Regions from separate parts of the Mus musculus genome. Here region 1 is linked to region 2. The links are chromatin loops, found by intact Hi-C in ENCODE. Cell type or tissue: left cerebral cortex. All regions are shown on one strand.

Evidence for each region. A loop is a pair of places that touch in the nucleus more often than their neighbours do. Peaks named below come from ENCODE experiments on the same cell type or tissue, not always from the same donor. Only the 100,000 strongest peaks of a DNase experiment are listed, where the experiment ranks them.
Region 1: a loop joins it to region 2, with 4 times the contacts of the local background. A loop is called at or near these places in 2 of 42 quality-filtered maps.

What each region holds. Positions count from the first base shown.
Region 1 is chrX:67,819,972-67,822,471 of GRCm38, reverse strand. No RefSeq gene overlaps it. Among named protein-coding and RNA genes, the nearest start is that of 4933436I01Rik, 100 kb to the left of the region's middle. In left cerebral cortex, no CTCF peak of the experiment used is centred here; a DNase peak (open chromatin) is centred at 1,194.
Region 2 is chrX:67,883,574-67,886,073 of GRCm38, reverse strand. No RefSeq gene overlaps it. Among named protein-coding and RNA genes, the nearest start is that of 4933436I01Rik, 37 kb to the left of the region's middle. In left cerebral cortex, no CTCF peak of the experiment used is centred here; no DNase peak of the experiment used is centred here.

The sequences.
Region 1 (2,500 bases), 64 kb after region 2:
GTTTTTATATAGAAAAGGTGGATGGAAATATTTGTTTATCTTAATATTGTTAAATTTTCCTAACCATTATTATATTGTGCTTCTCTATTTGAATATAAGCTCCAAGAGTGGAGTCTTACTTTTACTCACTTATTCATGGTACTTAGTTAGAACTGTGCCTAGAAAATAAGCAAGTTAATGGTAAGTCAGTTGGTCTGCTAGTATATTAAGACACTTGAATAAGGGACAAAAATAAACTGAATAAACATCATTTATTTTCAAAGGCAAAGAATATTAAAGTTTACTGTCAAATTGCGTGGAGGCAATCTTAGCCTGAAGTGCACAAAATTATGTTGTAGGGCTTAAAGTAGGTACACATACTATAGCGGGATAGCTAGAAAGAGAGACCAGTCAAAGAAGTGTGCTTACTTTGACATACAAAGACAAGTGTAATATCCAGAACCCAGACCAAAATAGATGAGTGTTCTGGTACCTGCTTGTAATCCCAATCCTGGGGAGGCAGACAAAAATGGGTACTTGGAGCTGGTCAGTCAGCCAACTTAGTCTATTTGTAGAATTTTTGGTCAGAGACATTCTCTCTCTCTCTCTCTCTCTCTCTCTCTCTTTTAAAGATGTATAGATGTTTTCTGAGAAACAACACTTAATGTTTTCCTTTGGACTACAAATATATGTGCACACATATACATGTACTCCCTTCCTATATATGTGCATCCACTATGAATATGCATGTACATGCACATACAAGAGTATGTATATATTTAAACATATGAATGTATGAACATATAAAAAGTGAAAGGTAATTTAACTACACATGTCTTGCTTCCCTTGAACACAGTAATGATATCATATCAATAACCAAAAGCAAAGAGAGATTTTCAGTAATTCAAGGACCATGTAATTAAAGGTGCTTCAATAGTAGCATCTCAAAAGTCACATATATAGAGTACTTGAAAATTTTTAGAAAATGTACCGTTCTATTTTTGGGTTCTGCATTTGCTATCACAATAAAGCAGCAACATTTTACAAAAGCTGCTCACAGTCTACATCGCTCTTACTTGTACTAGACAGGTCCTTCTCAGCATGAGGAAGTTGCTACACATAGCTAAATTGAGCAATATTGATTTTTTGCTTTTTTGAAGTGTCACTCCTGATATCTGTAAATGATTAAATACTGCACACTGAGCAGTGCCGAGTATCTTTATCTAGCCAAAGTTTTATCTTTGTAGCTGCTGACTTTATCCTGGAGTGTCAGCAATCAAATTATACAGAACGAACAGACACACACACACACACACACACACACACACACACACACATGCATACCTTCTTACTGGCATTCTATTTCATATTATGAAAGCTACTGATAAAAACAAGTTATAGGGCTCTAAGTTCTACATACCATCTGTTCTGTCCTTCTGTCATTGTCTGCTTTGCACCTCTCTGTTCCTGTAAATGTGCAGATAGGGCTTCCACAGTAACTAATTGTTATTCTCCAATGGTAGTCATGGTCCCTACTTCTTAGTATTCAGATCAGAACCATCAGTATTTGAAAATGAGAACAGTAATCCAACAATAACAAAAGCAATAATAAAATTGGCATTTTAATTGAAATAAATGCAGGAATAGAAGAATAATTCTGGTTATCACATTGTAAAATTAATTTATAAACAAATATTATGCAGCTATTTAATGAGATATATTTCTACCTTCATATGCATACTCATAATTAAGGAACCCGCTACTGTATATCTATACAACAAACAGCTATATGTGTATGTTAATCTACAAAACATTACAACTTACTTTTACAAGATCAACCACTAGCAGGCATGTATGAAATGAGAAACTAGTTTTAGTTTTGTTGTATACATTACTTTCTAGGATATAGATTTTTTGAAATGAATGTTTGATCACATCGAATATAAAAGTACATAAAATTTATGAATAAATGGGAATATCTGTTAATCCCATATTTTTATATTTGGGTAAAATTCAGATATAGTACAGAAGATTACAAATTTATGAGTGGGGCTGTCTAGAATACTTGGTGGTTTGCACTTTCTGCTTTCCAAAATACCTGAGTTTGACTTCAAGAATCCAAATGGGAATTTAGAACCATTTTAACTCTAGCTATATGGGATCTGATTCCATGTCCTCTTCTGTCCTCTGTAGGCACACAGCACATATATAAACACTCAGGAATACATACACAAACATATAAAGTTAAAAAGCAGAACAAAATGAAACAAAGAAAAATTTGTGAGCAAAATATGCAATCCCCATCAAATTCCCAAAACAATTCTTCAAAGACATGGAAAGAGCAATTCACCTGGAAAGGCAAAAACCCAGAAAAAAAAATTAAACCAATTCTTAACAATTAAAGAATAGCTGGAGGAATCACAATTCCTGAATTCAAGCTTTACTACAGAGTAATAGTGAAAAAAACAGCATGGTATTGGTAAAGAGACATACACATTGATCAATGGAATTGAATTGAAGA
Region 2 (2,500 bases):
GAAATGATATTTTGTGTGATATTTTCTGCTTGTAATATACTGTGAGCCAAAATTTCCACTGGTATTTAGACAATAAAATGCATACTGAAGTGATATATAGCACTTTGAATTGTCAATCACAGAATTATACAAATACCCTTCTATTTTCTCTTTTTCTTGTATGATTGCCAGATAAAGGAGCTGTAAAGAACATAGAAAAGGGAAATGTGATAAGGTAAAATATTTTTTCTCTGAAATGTCATTCTGGAATATGTCTTATTGGACCATGGTATGAGTGATAATATATACGGTTCTATAATAAACAACTGAGATTTTTTTTCCTTTTTTTCACCAGTAGCAGAAGCAGCTAATATTACTTTCCTATAGAACTTCATAGAAATCTAATATCATTATAGCTAAAAATGAAAATGAGTGGCATATATTTAGTTTTTACTAGGAAGTAAGATAGCATATTAAATATTACAATGTGTGGTATACAATATGGTTTTAGAATCTTTGAAGTATTGCCTAAATTGTTGACCTATATTAGTTGACAGGATTTTATTAAAATTTTCCTCAGATGGTGTGAACAAATCACTACTTCTTCAAGATAGAGCTCTAACTACAGAGCAAAAGAACAATTCTAATGAAGTCTAGCTTGGTGAATCAATGAGTTTATTGTCCTCTTTGGGAGCATGAATGATGCATTATTTTCAGAAATGCAGTTAACCTTAAAAATATGCATCAACAAAAATATCTCCCTTGCATAGATTATTGTTTTCCCATAGCTGCATACACAGAAATGTCCCTCTGTTAAGCCTCTATTTCCTATATACATCCTTAGTATATGTGCAGCTGGGTTAGGATCGTATACATCTAATAGGGGCTGTACAATGTACTACCTCAAATCTCAGGTGAGGGTCTAATTACCCATCTCTAACCCTTCTTTAATGAAAAAATCTCAACAGGCTCCATGTGTCTCTTGAGGATGATCTTAAATGCTTTGAATAATATAACAATATTGTGTGTAGAGGACAAACGTCTACAACAGTACCTGTTTCTTTGTATGTGTTAACTACTCTTAAAAATTTGTTAGATTTGTTATACTTCAGTAAATTGTTCTCAGAATTAAGAAAATGGGTAAAATATGGCTTCCTTTCAAATATGAAAATATTTATTATCATATTTTTACAGTGAGTGATCTAAATAAAAAGAGAATCCTGAGAAGTATTCATAAATTGTCCTTAATAACATGTTGAATTGTTACCTGTGTAATTTTGGTAATTTTCACCTGTTATAAGGAGAACTACCATATTGTATTTGTTGTTAACACTAGTTCACTACCAAGTGTATCTAAAATACATTTTTGGTTTTTTTGTTTTGTTTTTTGTTTCTTATTTTCCCCACCCAATCGTTCAGGGTTTATTAGTTTAAAAAATATGTGAACATCACATAACTTGCATTGAAGTTCAGAAATATTGAAAGAATAGGTTAAAACTTATTAGATGCTTATACTTCTTTATATTCACATTATAACTTGAAAAGTTATCCATCGCCTGAAAGTTCCTTTTATTCCTTCTGTGACAATCATTCCAAATGAATTTAGTTTATCGCGCTTCTAAATATTCACTTCTGTTCTAGAACACAACAACTTGAACTACGTTCCATGGTAAGAGAAATGGCTTCCAAAAGTTTAAAAATGTGACAAGTGACCAGACTTATTGGCAGATGATCTTACAAATACTATTTTGTGGACTATAGTGCTATCAAGTATAAAACTTACAAATTTCAAGCTTCAGATTTATTATTGAGAATATAATTACAGAATTCAAATTTTCTCATGTATTACACAATGACTGAAAAGCTGGGTATGTCTTTTTCTTCTGCTGGTGCTGGTACTTGTGTTGTGGATGGAACCTTGAGCTTAGCACATGCCGGTCAACAATTCATAACTGAGATGCATTTATGGCCTGAGATGGCTATCATCTTAGACAATAGACAATAATTAGGAGGAAAAGCTTTAATCTCAGAGGGATTATCTAATAGCTATTCCATGAGATTTCTGCATCACAAAAGGAGATAAACTTCTTTCCTTGTTTGTAAAAATATTCCCAGAGATTACTAACTGAGAAACACAGTCTCAAAGTGGTCATATTCAAAAGTCTGTGGAAATATCAACACTATTGCCTTGACTTCTTCCTTAGTGATTACATCTACTAGTGTTGCTGAATCCTCCAGAAAATCCAGCTATTTTGGTCTTCCAATAAATGAATGAATGCTAGCAAGTCTTCTAACATTTTTTTGATCTTCAGCACCAGACTTTAACTTCGGAGGCTTCTAGTTTCATGGACCAGTTAGTTAGCAGGATCTTAGCCTCTTCAGCAAGACAGATATTATTGCACAACTCACGTCTTATCATGGAAACTTACCTAATAAATTCAATGTGTGTATCGCTCACTCATACATTCCTTAGTTACTTTTCATCTGTAAAGCAATGCTTTGTTAGTTTGTTTTTATAGTA